Regions from separate parts of the Homo sapiens genome. Here region 2 is linked to region 1. A link is an interaction called in ENCODE POLR2A ChIA-PET data of the cell type or tissue named here. Cell type or tissue: HepG2. All regions are shown on one strand. Links, peaks and the distances in the headings refer to the core of each region. The heading gives the core; the rest is flanking DNA.

Region 1 (4,384 bases), core at 133-4,132:
GGTGACATTTCAGCTTACCTGTCTGGCGTCTCTGTGCCAGTCCTATCCTAAGGGCTTTCTTTATATGGACTGTGTCATTTTATTTTTCCTGTTACCCAGTGAGGCAGTTATTACTATACACCCATTATACAGATGAGAAATCAAGCACAGAGAGGTTAAATCACTCATCAAAGCTTAGACAGTAAGCGCTGGGGCTGGTCTTGAAACCCAAGTGCCCTGGCCCTGGAGCACATGCCCTTAGCCACTGTGCCCCAGCAACACACAACTCTGAGTACAGTTTCGTCATGACACAAGAACCCCCACCCAACTGCTTCCTGCCTCAATATGTAGTTTGCAGATTTTGAGTAATATCTGAATACAAGATTCCAGTTGGACAAGATAATTTGGACAGGTCCCTGGGGTTGGTTGTAATGGGATCTAACCAGTTTACATTCCACAGGAATGATCTAGAATGATGGTCCAGGAAATATGAGGTAATGTGATTTTTATAATGAGTTTCATGTCCTCCTTGTTAGACATGTTCTTATGTTTACTTTTTTCACCTGTGCTTTCTGTCCCATTATACCATAATGACCAGGAAAGACATATTTTATTTTTGACTTCCCACCAACCCTAGCTCCCCCAATAGGTGACTCTTTAACTATTCAATATTAATGTTGCAAATAATATATGAATGCATTCTCCTTTTCTAAAAGAGTAAAACATTAAGATAAGGTTCCCCCTTTATCAAGCCCTTCCTCCTACTGATATCCCTAACCCCCATCTAGAGATGAGTCGGATACCAATCTGGAGTACAGCCTTCTAGATTAAAAAACATTTACATTCATATGCTGGATATGTACCTGCAAAATATAAATCTTGTTCTTGGGTTTTTTTTTATATAATTATTATCATACTATAAGTACTGTTTTGAAACTTGCATTGTTTGTTCAGAATGTTTCTTGGAGATCCACCCATGGATCAGTCTCATTTGCTTTGACTGCTGTACTAAGTGCTGTGAGAATATCACAGTTGACTTAGCAACTCTGTATGGATGGTCTTTTAGGCTGTTTCCCATTTTTGCCATTGCAAACAACATGAGGCTGTCTGTGCCTGCCTGGGACCAGTGAATGACCTCAGTCAAGGCTGATGTTCTCCTCTGTCTAAGGCATGTGAGCATTCACAATGACCCATGCTCAGCACATTCTGGAGCTGGCACTGCCACACCAGGTGTGCTGGAGCTCTCTGCAATCCTTGGTACAAGATCATTCTTAGAACTTAGCAGGTTACCTCCCCAGGCTGTGGCCTCATCGCTTTAGTCTAGGGTCAGTAATCTCGAACAAATTCCCTCAATGATTAAAAGGCAGAGTGCCTGCGGAAGAGACATTTCCTCCTCTTTTCTGCTTTCAGGTTGGTTCTTGGCACACACTGGGATCACCCCAGGTTGATCTCAGCTGAGGCCTGCTTTGGATATTAAACCAAATGAAAGCTTATATAAATTTAATGAATAGAAAAATTAACACAGTTTGTTACCTGCAAAGTGAGGCACTTGGAATAAGAACTCCTCTAACTCTAAAAATGCAATGATCCCATAAAGCTCCGTAAGTGACATCAGTACACACCCACACCCATATACACATTCATTCCAAGGCTGGTTGTTAGTGATTCAGGAATTATAATTTTTCCACCCATCATGAGGTGGGCTGTTGGGGAGCTGGAAAGTGAGTGTGACCCCAGGGTGGGGTGCATGGGTGGAGAGTCTGGAGAGATGAATAAGGAATAGAGAGAAAAGCTTGTCAAAATAGGTTAAGTCCTTCAGAGCCAATGAGCAAACCTGAACAACCCTCTTAACTCTATCTTCCAAGCGGTGCAGGGGAAAATAAAGGGCCTCTCCCAGTTCTGATCAAATATTGACCCTGTGCACTCGCTGGCCAGAGTTCAGACTAAAGCAATAGCAGCATGGTGGAGTCGGTGTTTGCAGAGCAATTACTGTAGCCCAGCGCTTTGTAGGTCAGGTTGTGAAACAACCGTCCATGGAGCCAGGGCTTCAGAGAGTCTTCCGGCCCCTCCTCAGTGGGACCAGGAAGGAGCTGTGCAAGGAAATAGACAAAGGCTGGAAACGTGGTCCAGCCACCCGTGAGAAAGCAACTGAAAAGGGCATCTGCCGCCCCTCCTCCCACCTCAACTGCACCTCCAAGCAACCCAGGCCCTTAATCACCAAATGGGCCTCGACGTTAGGCCCTGTCCTGGTCAGCTTTCCCTGGGACAGGTCCTTTTCCTGGTCAGATAGGGCTGAGTGGTGAGTTATTTTTAGAAGAAACCAATTTCCACTTGGAGACTAAGAGCCTCACCTCTTCCCTGTTCTTAACTTCACATCTGAAAGGCTCTTAGAAGCCCTCTCGGGAACCTGACCTGGTTTCCAGAAGAAGTGTTTGGAATAGCCGCTGAGCTGAAAAGCCCTAAGGATGGGCAAACTGTGCAGGAGAATAATCTCCCTCTTCTTGCCAGGGCCCTAGAAGATTTCAGGGGGCAACTCAGGAAGGGGCTGGGAGGTGACAGATCACTGTAGGGTGGCCAGAAAGCCAGCTCAAGCCTGTTGTGTGTTCAAAGTTGTCTAAGCTACCAGTCTAATAGAATTTTCTGTGATAATAGAAATGTTCCATATCTGCCCAATACACAACCACTAGCCACGGCCGCCACTGAGTACTTGTGATCTAGCAAGTGCAACCAAGGAACTGAACATTTACTTTTATTTCATTTAATTTTTAAAATTTAATTTCAAAAATTTTTAATTAACTTTAATTTAAATAGCCACATGTGGCTAGTGGCCACCGCGTTGGACAGTACAGCTTTAAAGCCTCCGTACCTGGGGGTTCTAAGTGGGCAGCCCCTGCGTGTGAGTCTGGGTCTGAAGGCTCGTGGCAGGAGATATGGGGAGAGAAGAAGGTCTGGAGAAGAGCAGAGGGTGTTATCCTGGTGCTCATGGATGGATTTCAGGCAGGGTATGGATAACCAAAAAGGTTACTAGAATTACAGGTGCACATTCATGCACTTGTCTGGGGAGAGAGTCTTTGGCTTTCATTAGAAGCATAAAAGAGTCTCTCATCTCAAAAGTAAAATAAGATAAAATAACTCACTGATGTGTCAGATAAAACTTACTTCTTCAGGAAGCCTGCCCTGATCCCAGAGTATAAGGTTTCCCTATAATATGTCTATGGCACCTTCCTTTGTTACATCTGGAATGGTGTAAAACAATATTGTTTGTCTTTGTTTTTTAACTAAAATCTGTCTTCCCTCACTAAGCTGTGAGACCCATAAAGGCAGGAACCAGATCTGCTTTGGATCATCAATGTGTCCCAGAGCTGGCACACCGCCTGGATGTACAAGGCAGACACTTAATATTGGAAGGATGGGAAGAAGGAAAGAAGGAAGGGAGGGAGAGAGGGAGAGAGGGAGGGAGGAAAAGGAAGGAAGGAAGGAAGGAAGGAAGGCAGGAAGGAAGGAAGGAAGGAAGGAAACCAGAGACATATTTTACCCTGATAAGAATTCTCAAAAAACAACCAAATCCCCCCAAACTAGAGTGTGGGTGTTTGGCTATGTCACCCTAGGCTGCTGTCACTAATTAAGACCATATGGGGGCCGGGTGTGGTGGCTGATGCCTGTAATCCCAACACTTTGGAAGACCGAGGCGGAAGGATACTTGAGCCCAGGAGTTTGAGACCAGCCTGGGCAACACAGTGGGACCCTGTCTCTACAAAAAATAAAAAAAAAAATTAGCTAGTCATAGTGGCATGCATCTGTGATCCCAGCTACTTGGGAGGCTCAGGCTGGAAGATCTCTTGAACCTGGGAGGCTGAGGCTTCAGTGAGCCATGATCACACCACTGCACTCCAGCCTGGGCGACACAGCGAGACCCTGTCTCTAAAAACTAAATAAATAAAAGTAAAAAAAAAAAAAAAGAGAGAGAGAGAGACCATATGGGCATCTTCTTTGTTCCCTCTCCCAAGAATGCTCTTTCCTTCCTCTTCATCTCATAGCATGTTGCTTGTACCTCAATCTAGTATTTAGTTCATCTACAGTGGACTTAACTGTTTCCAAGTTTGCCTTCCTCACGAGATGTAGACTCCTGGCAGGAAGAGACCTTGTCCTTCTCAAAAGTGTGTTCCTCAGCCTGCGCCACTTCTGCTCTGTACAAAAGCTGCTGCCTGGGGGGCCTCAGCACAGGCCCATCCACTCTTACCCGGAGCCAGCCTGGACTCTCATCTTTCTACTTCCACCCTCGCCTCTCACACTCAGCCAGGCTGGGGCTCCCAGATTTAACAAGTGAAAATACAGGATGCATAATTAAATTTGAATTTCAGATAAACGACAAATAACGTTTTTTAGTGTAAGTATATGCCATGAA
Region 2 (4,384 bases), core at 310-4,309, 140 kb before region 1:
CAGTTGTCGGGAGAGATCTCAACTGAAAAGTCATGCAAGTCTGGTCCTGAGAAACCAACGCCACTCAAACAAGCTGCTGTCATGGTCGGATGAGAGGAGAAGGCAGGCTGGTCTACAGTTAGAAGAGCATAGCTGTGCTTTAAATCTGCATGGTAGCTGGGCGCGGTGGCTCATGCCTGTGATCCCAGCACTTTGGGAGGCCGAGGCGGGTGGATCACCTGAGGTAAGGAGTTTGAGACCAGCCTGGCCAACATAGTAAAACCCTGTCTCTACTAAAAATACAAAAATTAGTCAGCCGTGGTAGCAGGTGCCTGTAATCCCAACTACTTGGAGGCTAAGGCAGGAGAATCGCTTGACCCAGGAGGTGGAGGTTGCAGTGAGCCGAGATCATGCCACTGCACTCCAGCCTGGGCAACAAGAGTGAAACTCCATCTCAAAAAAAAAAAAAAAAAATCTACATGGTAAGTAAGAGAGACAGAGAAGCTGCTTTGGCTCGTGCTGACTTTTGGTTCCCAGTTCCAGCCTCCTAAGGCTGATTTACTTCTCACCCCTGGGTTTGGTGAGATTTTCCTTTATTGCTTCAACAGTCTCTTGAGAAAGTCTGAGTGAATTTCTGTTCTCCGCTCACAACTCAACTGGGACTAAAGCATTGACCCTAGAGGGGAGTAAAAATTCTCAAATTCTTCCCAAGGTTTGGTTTTCTCACTTGTAAAAAAAATGATGGACCAGGAGCTCAAAATTTCTTGCTTCCATGGAAGTATAAGAACTCCCAATGTATCATGCCCGGTGCCAGGAAGTAAGCAAAGACTCAGAGAAGAAAGGTGAGGCAGGAAAAATTTTGTTGACTCATCTCCCCACTTCTTCCCCTGGCCTGCAGTCCTAAGAAGAAACAATCCTAGGAAGTTGGATGCAGCTTTGCTCAACACACAAATCAGAGTGACCAGGACCCTGATGTCACCACGCTGCCAGAAATTATGCCTGCTGGAGAGGGAAGCCAATGCAGTATTTGAGGCAAATGAATGTCCTAAAGAGGAGGCGCCTTATGCACTTTTGCTTATGTCAAGGGTAGAGGGGTTTCCAAAGACAAAGTAACAATGGCGGCTGCATGCCCTGGTATGGCTTGCTGGGTGGCAAAGCTACCAAAGCTATGAATCTTCCTGCTCTATGTGTCCCTGTATATCAATGGAGAAAAAGAGTCCTCTTCTGGTCTGGCCCTAGGCCCACTGGTTGATCACAAATGCTTTCCTTAAAGCTATTCAAGTCTCACTTTGGGTTTGACTCCTGTTCTCTGGAACAGGTTTGTCCTCAGTCCTAGGTACACATCACCTTCCTCAGACCCTCTCAGCTGTTTCTTGTCCCTAAGTTCAATGGATCAATGAACAACATGAATTCCCATTAGCTGGAAGGAGGGATGCAGAGACAACCTTCCCCACAGATGTTCCAGGGAGCTCTACAGCCATCTCACCCAGCCTGCATCTCGCCTCAACCTACAGCATTGCCAACTTGGACTTCTACCCTTCCCACCTGGGATGGGCCCATTCTCAGCCTCCCTGCATGACCTCTGTTGAGGGGAGAGATCTTAGCTCTTGGACTCTAAGGCAATTACTTAGCCTCTTAGCCTATTACTTCAGCCACAAATTGGTTAAACTCCCTTCTACTGCATGGTGTTGTTCCATGATATCCCAAAAGAATGATGTATGTGAAGCATGTGGCCTGCCACCTGGTGTTTACTGACTCAGAATCACCTTCCATGCACATCTCTCTTTAGACCAATGAGAGCACAGAGGGGCTCTGATGAGCAGGCAGAGCCAGAGGTGGCTGGGTCCCCCTGTGGACACTCTACTTGAGGCACTCCCAGCCAAGTGAGAGGGGACAAAGGCAGAGTCCTGGCACCCTGTGGGCAAGGCAAGGCCCAGGGAGGTGGGGATGGTGCTGGCTGGGGCCATTGCCCAACAACGCAAATGGAAATGCCTCAACACACCCACTGTGTCCCAAGGTCAAAGGCTTCACAATTGGGTCTTTGTTCCTGAGTTCAAAAGCCTCACTCACCACTCCTTCAGGTTGCACAAGACGCCTCCTCTCCCCCACCGTCAGGCCTCCAGCTTCCCTGAACTGGGAAGCGACCATCCCAGAGATCTGCAGCTTGGCCCTCTTCCTTTCTCCCCTCCACCCACTTCATTTCTCTGGTTAGGCTGGATGTATACTCCAGGCCTCCTAGTAGATAGCAACAGACGGGTTTGAATAGGTAGGCACAGCACTGCAGGTCCTGTGCAAATATCTGCAGCTGAGCAGCTGTCTCTACCAACGGTAAAGATACGAAACTCCCAGAAGTAGAAAAGCCATGTTCAGGGAAACTCTTTCTACCCGACACCTTGAGTCCCACCAAGTTTCCCAGCCTTGGAGTTCAGACCTGAGAGAGAGCTCAGGGAGGTCATTTGCTCCAGCCCCTGCTTCCAACCAGCCACAAGGTCATCTCCATTTTATGGAAGGAATAACTGAAGCCCAGAGAAGTTAAGGGACATGAAGCCCCCCAGCAGGCAGTGGCAGGTAGAATGCGGCTTCTAAGAACAGCAGCTCCCTCACACAGTCTGCGTGCCAGACTGGCCTGCTCTGGCCACGGGTGGCCGTGGGGAGCTGGGGTGCCTGGGCCACCTCTAACAGCCATCAGCAGCTCCTCAGGAGAGCAGGCATCTCCCCCTTTGTCAAGGCTCCTTCCCCCAATCCTAGGACTCCAGTGTCCCAGGGTCCTGTAGATGGGATAGGAGGGGAGAGGGCGCACATGCCCTGGGAATCCTGGAGTCTTCCAGCAGGATGACTTCCTCTTGTGTGCTCTCATCTTCAGCCATCCTGGCCAGTGGCTGGCAGCCCCCAAAGACATGGGGGCTCACTACCTCCTGCTGCTCAAGGGTTAAACGGCTATGGTGTGACAGGCAGGCGTGGTGGGAGAACCATTGGTTTGCTCAGAACTTCCCTAGCCAGAAGTTCTGAGAAGAACCAACCACCTTTCCTGATGCAAGCTCTACAACAAACATCTCCCTCGCCTGAGGTCTCCCATGTCACCATTAGAGATCCATTGCTTTGGGTCTTCAGGTACTGGGGGTTTCCAGAGCCAGACCCCCATGACATTGCTAGCTTACTTTGCGGGCAGGGACGTGGCACCATGAGCATGACAAAGGCTGAGGACAAAGCTGCCCAGGGAGGAGCCCAGTGTGGGCACCTGGGACGAAAGGTTGAGGCCTCACAGCAGGGACATGGCTCTGCCAGGGAGGACTGTCACTGCTGACCACCTTGGTGATGACTCCAGGCACAAGGGCAGACACAGTCTGACCTGAGAGGGGAGCAGGCACTTCGAAGACCTCAGAGCAGGAGGGCCACAAGTCAGACCCTATACGCATATCACAGCCCTGTTCTCTGGAGCCACTGGTGGCAGGAGCCTGCACCCACCTCCCCCAGGAGGCCCACTGGGATTTCCTTAGCATCTCCACAGCTCCTGGCCACCAGGAGGCACAGGGTTCTGCTTTGGATCTCAGGAGACTCCCTTCCCCGCAACCTCCCTGTGTCTCGATTCCTGTCTCTACGGAGCAGGCACTGCTGTCCTATGCTTTGCCTTTCCTTTCCGGGTTTAAACACTGGCAAGGCATAGAGTGGGACTAGGAGAGGAGAACAGGCTCCTCCCCTCTGGAAGTATCCACCAAACACCACTCAGAGAGGCTCTGAGCACAGGGGCCTTCCCTGCAGCAAACCGAAACTGAAACAAAACACCCCAGAAACCCATGCAAGCCCTGGGAGGCTGTGGGCTGATGGATGTCCTGGGCTCGAGTCCCAGCCCTGGCCCTGTTGGGGGCCGAACAAGCCTGGACTGACAGGCTTGGGCTCTCCTCTCTTCACCTGCCATGACTCCTGCTGCCAGGGACACCAAGGTACCTTTGCCCCCTCCGTGGCACCCTGAGAACCAGCTGCCCCGGGCAGCTGTCAGTACGGCCCCTGTCAGTGCCGGACCTTGCCTGGCCCAGGCCTGGCTGCATCCCCCTCACTGCGCTTGCTTTCCAGGTCCTGGGGCCTCCAGCTCGGCAGGGGGCAGTCAGATCCCCAACCAGACCCCAACCAACGCCCGCAGGCCTGGCCCTTCCACAAACTTGCCAGCGACCCGGGGACCCTGGACCCCATGGTGACAGCAGGGCCTGCCTTCCCCACCAGCTGGCTGGGCTGTCCTGCCTGGACCCTGGACCCTGGCTCAGAACGTGGTTGTTGCTGGGCATCCCTGAGCTGAGAGCACCCTGCCCCACGGGCCTCCGAGGGCACGGGGACCCCAGCAGGGCTGGCCATTTATTCCCGCGCTGTGCCTGAAACGTGCAATTAACACAGGCTGGTTAATTACCCCGAG

The links. ChIA-PET counts read pairs that join two places held together with the same protein. Peaks named below come from ENCODE experiments on the same cell type or tissue, not always from the same donor. Only the 100,000 strongest peaks of a DNase experiment are listed, where the experiment ranks them.
Region 2: POLR2A ChIA-PET joins it to region 1 with 6 read pairs; 4 of 35 experiments call an interaction of 5 or more read pairs at or near these places.

What each region holds. Positions count from the first base shown.
Region 1 is chr10:103,792,462-103,796,845 of GRCh38, forward strand. The region is part of intron 2 of SH3PXD2A (SH3 and PX domains 2A); the gene reads right to left. Among named protein-coding and RNA genes, the nearest start is that of SH3PXD2A-AS1, 48 kb to the left of the region's middle. In HepG2, for the core only: no CTCF peak of the experiment used is centred there; DNase peaks (open chromatin) are centred at 1,120 and 1,940; H3K4me3 peaks cover 543 bases.
Region 2 is chr10:103,656,394-103,660,777 of GRCh38, forward strand. The region is part of intron 8 of SH3PXD2A (SH3 and PX domains 2A); the gene reads right to left. LOC124902495 (a long non-coding RNA gene) reads left to right here and starts at 3,767. Exons shown (of 2, transcript XR_007062276.1): 1 at 3,767-4,384. RefSeq lists an enhancer at 1,386-1,887. In HepG2, for the core only: CTCF peaks have their summits at 3,493 (motif pointing right) and 4,081 (motif pointing right); DNase peaks (open chromatin) are centred at 2,018, 3,728 and 4,118; H3K4me3 peaks cover 702 bases.